2 separate regions of the Homo sapiens genome follow, and region 2 is linked to region 1. Evidence: chromatin loops called from intact Hi-C (ENCODE). Cell type or tissue: IMR-90. All regions are shown on one strand. Region 1 overlaps PRLR (prolactin receptor). Region 2 overlaps DNAJC21 (DnaJ heat shock protein family (Hsp40) member C21).

Region 1 (2,500 bases):
ATTTTTTTTTTTACATGAGAAAGACTAACATGTTGGTCCACGGTCTCATGACAAACAAGGGGCTTTGATGGTACTCTGACCAGATCAGTACTTAGAGTCTTCCAGACAAATGAAACCTTTGTGAAGAGAATTTTGCTAAATTTAACCACCATCTATATATGTGCTAGGTCAAATAAGGAACAACTCATAATGGCTGACCTAAAGAAACTGAGGCACTGATTCTACCTGAGCCTAAATCCCAGAGTTAGGTGGCCAAATAGTGCCTCTTCCAGTGAAATGTTACTGCCGACAAAAATATTTTCCCCTCTGTAAATTGTGATGTAGCGTTCTATATAGCAGATAGATTTCCACACAGATAGATTTGACTGTTAGTGTTATAAACAAGAGAAGGAAGGAACAACAGAGAAAGAAGCAATAAAGAAGAAGGCAATCAGAAGAAGCAATTTCATCTTAAACTTAAACTACCATCCAGAGTAGTCTATGGTCTTGTATTTACTGGGAGCATGAAATAAGCTCATTCTGTCATATGCAGTTGATCATTTAGCACTGGGATGGAGCTGCTTTATTTCACACAGAAACAAAGGACTGGAAAACATTTTGCTCAACAGCAGGAGGCCTTTGCTGTTTCCACAGTGATAGATTTCATTTAGATAATTGAGCAGGTGGGATCTCAAGGGCTGAAAAGTGAAGTCTTAAATAAGTGAGGGAATCTGTCCAAGTTCACAGAATCTAAGAAGGGCAGAGGCAGGATTTAAACCCCTGTGGGCTCAGATTCCACAAACCACGCTCTTAACCTCACTGGGCACTGCCTTTGGGATACAATGATCTCTCAGAAGTATTTTTAAATTATACTGCAACCTTGTTAGCATTCCTGTTTCTCAGATTTTCCATATATGAAACAGTTAATGTGGGAAATAATAGTTTGTGGAATACAGACACCATAAACACACTCTTCTTGTTTACCCACTTTTAAACAATTATAAAACCATGCTCATAGTTAGCAACAACCTGAGACGTTCTCTAGCCCCTCTCCCACCCAAGGAAAAGAATTCCCTCTTCAACTGGAAGTTGCGACACCTACTTCTAGCCGTGGTGTGAACACATCAAATGCGGAGTAGGCACTACCCTGCCAAGTGTCCACTCACTGCAGAGAGCTCCAATTGCTAGAAAAACCCGGCCACCTTATAAGCTCATTTCACTGCTCCTAGTTTTGTCATTTGGAGTAAGGAAGAATCTCCTTCTCCTGCTTTCATATGACAGTCCATTAAAGAACAGACAGTCACCACGTTCCTCTGAGAATTTCTCTTCTACAGGAAACAACATGTAATTAGTTGTCACATTCTCTGGTTTCATCAGTCTGTTTCCTTGTCGCCCCCCAATGGACACCCAGTGAGTTGCCAATGTCTCTTGTCAAAGGTATTAAGACATCACAGAACTGGGTACAGGGCTCTTGATATATCCTGGCCTTAAGTCTCAGGTTCTCCAACAAAGCTGGCAGCCTGTGGTATGCCTTCTGGGGCCAGAGAGTGTGGCATGATCCGAGGTCCTGAGTCTCTCTCTCAATGAGCCCATCATATTGGCTTAACCAAAGCCAGTGGTCTTCAGGACACGGAAAAGGGAGTCCCTTAGGCTCCAGGTTTTTTTCCCTTCAGTTCACACTGGGAGAAGGGTCACAGAGCTCCAGTGAAATCTGGTCCTGTTAGATCATTTGTGGTTGGCTGCAGATGCACATGTGGGCATGTGATAGTTTTGATTTAGATAAAAAGCCCACAACTGAGTGGAGTGTTGAAACCTCAGGGTTATAGACTGGTGTATCTGTGAGAAAACCACAACAAGTATGGTATTTGAAGGACCCTAACATTTTCTTTTGCCAAGTTATTCATTCAGAGCCTAAAAGTTTTCAAAGTATTGTCCCCAACTGAAAGAAACCCTGTGATAACTTGAATTTATTTGTATAGAAGTAACTCTACAGTCGATCAGACTAGATGTCAAATGACCATCTCTACTTAGGGTCTGAATTCCAAGGCATCAGAAAGTTTGCCCTTACCTATAAGACCTTGCTCTTTTAGATTCCTGGGATGATATAAAGAATTCCTGATAATTGGAATAACTGGAATTCCTGATAATTGAGATTCATGATAGTTGGCTGATTAAAAGGTTATCCTCAGAAGAGTATTTGAATTTAAGTGGGAGACCCTTAAGCTTTCAAGATAAAAACTGGCCAGGCACGGTGGCTCACGTCTGTAATCCTAGCACTCTGGGAGGCTGAGGTGGGAGGATTGCCTGAGCTCAGGAGTTTGAGACCAGCCTGGGCAACACGGTGAAACCCCATTTCTACTAAAATACAAAACATTAGCCAGGTGTGGTGGCATGCCCCTGTAGCCCCAGCTACTCGGTAGGCTGAGGCAGGAGAATTGCTTGATCCCGGGAGGAAGAGGTTGCAGCAGTGAGCCGAGATTGAGCCACTGCACTCCAGCCTAGGCGACAGAGTGAGACTCCA
Region 2 (2,500 bases), 230 kb before region 1:
TTTCAAGGGATCTTCATGGGTTGTGACTGGAAGCTGACCTTAGTCTTGCGTCTCATCCTTTATGATGTTGAGAAATCATCTAATTTCTCAGAACTTTTTCTTATCTCTAACACAGTTATTACCATAATAATATTGTCTCCATTTATCATACAGGATCATTATGAAAGTAAAATGAAGTAGTATATATGAAAATGCTTTTTAAACACAAAAGCTTTATACAAAATATTGTTGAATTTAAATAAGGTAAATCTTTTTTAGTTTATATATTTGCAGACTATACATGTTGGATTAAATGGGCAATTAAGTTTTATAGGAATTTGCTTCCTAAGTCTACTTTTGAAGAGGAAAACAGGAACGTACCATATATTTTGCTAAGGGTAAAATATTTTTGGTGAATTGCAGACATTTAATTTCACTTGTCTGAGGTAAAACAATAAACTAAAATACATGGGCATGCATCTTACACTGATCTTATTAGAGGTCAGTGCTAAGTACCCATCTTGATTGAAGTTAGCTCAGATGTGGAGATTCATAGAATGAGGGTCCAGGAGAAGAAAGTTAGGGGAAATCTCATTTTCTTTCTGTAATTCATTCAGTGGTGCCAAAGCTGGGGGTTCCCTACAATGGCTATTTAGACTTTCCCTGCTTCAAAATAAGAGCAGTATCCTTAGCTCTAGCCAAGCATTTTTCTAATTCCTGCCTTTGGTCACAAAGAAGGAAAAGCAGAGCTGTGAATGAGTTAGTGGAGGTCAAGTCACATCAGAGTTCATGACCTAGTGATTGCTGGTGAAGTAATATTGGAATTTTGGTACCATGAGAAGACTTATAAAGGATTTCATCAGAAGTTTTCATTTTTTCTAAATCCTCCCCTACAAAATTTTCAGATTGGAAATTACTCTTGTATTTGTAGAAGATTGTCTCTAAAATTGTGGTTTAACTCACGCAGGAAGTAAAATTCCTATAGCAAGACATAGTTTCATTTTAGAGGACCCCCAAAATCCCGTGAATTCTCTGGTGATGATTCTAGCCTAACCTTCAACATAAAATAATGAAGAGAACTTTTAAACTTTTTTATGAATTCCTAAACATTACCATTTATGTGGCAGAAGTTCTGTTCCCTATAATCTGCAATGCTGAAGTATCTCTATTCAATTCCCTTCCTTATCTGTTAAATTTAATGTCTTTATACTAAAAATATAGGCTCTTGGGATTGGAGAGGAAAAATTAGAGGTGATTTTCAGATTTCTTGTTCTATGGAAGAGGAAGCTGAGCTCAGGGAGATATGAGCTCCACAGCCACAGCTGGTTAGGGGCGGCTGCCAGTAGAACAGGGCAGATGCCTGGACTCCCAACTCAGTAGGCCTTCTGTTACACCTCAAAATGTGTTACATGGGAAGAAAAAGATTAAGAAAAAGCAAGATAATTTTGAAGAAGGACGAGAGGAAGAGGCATGAACTTGTCCTAACAATGTCAAAGAATATTTTAAAGGTATACCAGTTAAAGTAGTGTGTGGCTGGTGCCAGTAGAGGTCAGTCAAGGGATCCCTGACGAGAATAAAGAGCCCAGAAACAGGTCCATGTTTATATGGGAACTTGATTTTTGACAGATACGGCAAGCTCTATGGGGAAAACAATATGTACTACCTTATACCCTTCCCCAAAAACAAAGGGATTAAAGACCTAAATATGAAGACAAAACTTTTAAATGAGAATCTATAAGGTTATTTTCATGATTTTGCAAATGGGAAGGATTTCTTTAAAGCAAGACACAAAAGCATACACAGGAAAAAATGATGCATAAAAACATGGCTTCTGTAGAACAATAGAGACTGTAAAAGAACAAGCTACAGACAAGGAAATGTTTGCAATGCATGGAACTGTCAAAGGATTCGTATCTGGAATACATTAAAGAAGCAAAAGAACCTCATACAAAAGTCATTGAGTAAATGACAGCCATGCATTAGAACAGCAATTCTCAAAACTTTTGGTCTCAAGATCCCTTTACACTCTTCAAAAGTGAGAACCCCAAAGAGTTTTCATGTATGTGGGTTAAATCTATTGATATTTTCTGTTAGAATTTAAAAATTATGTTAAAAAAATAAGAAGAATGACTATTTTTCAAAACAAAAAATGAGAAGAGTGGTATTGTTTTACATTTTTACAAATCTCTTTAACATTTAGCTTAATAAAAGATAGCTGGCCTCTCATACCTGCTTCTGCAGTCTATTGCTGTGTGTTTTGGATGAAGTATGTGAAGGAGAAAATCAGCCTCACATGGATAGGTAATCGTTAAAAAAAAGGGACCTTGCAGACCCACTGAATGGGTCTCGGGACCGCTAGGGTCCTTGGACCACACTTAAAATTGCTGCATTAGAAAAATGGATGAATTATATGAACAGAAAAAGCCTGAATAGTCAAAAAAAATGTGGAAAGATTATTACTGTCCTGATAATCAGTGAAATGTGACCTAGTTTTTTCATGCTTTCAGATTAGCAAAAGGTA

What was found. Hi-C counts contacts between places; a loop is a spot of excess contacts. Peaks named below come from ENCODE experiments on the same cell type or tissue, not always from the same donor. Only the 100,000 strongest peaks of a DNase experiment are listed, where the experiment ranks them.
Region 2: a loop joins it to region 1, with 11 times the contacts of the local background. A loop is called at or near these places in 6 of 110 quality-filtered maps.

The regions. Positions count from the first base shown.
Region 1 is chr5:35,182,013-35,184,512 of GRCh38, forward strand. All of the region lies in intron 1 of PRLR (prolactin receptor), which reads right to left. Among named protein-coding and RNA genes, the nearest start is that of PRLR, 47 kb to the right of the region's middle. In IMR-90, a CTCF peak has its summit at 1,378; a DNase peak (open chromatin) is centred at 1,379; H3K27me3 peaks cover 189 bases.
Region 2 is chr5:34,956,760-34,959,259 of GRCh38, forward strand. It overlaps DNAJC21 (DnaJ heat shock protein family (Hsp40) member C21), which reads left to right. Exons shown (of 12, transcript NM_001012339.3): 12 at 1-2,205. Among named protein-coding and RNA genes, the nearest start is that of DNAJC21, 28 kb to the left of the region's middle. In IMR-90, a CTCF peak has its summit at 1,523 (motif pointing right); no DNase peak of the experiment used is centred here; H3K27ac peaks cover 153 bases.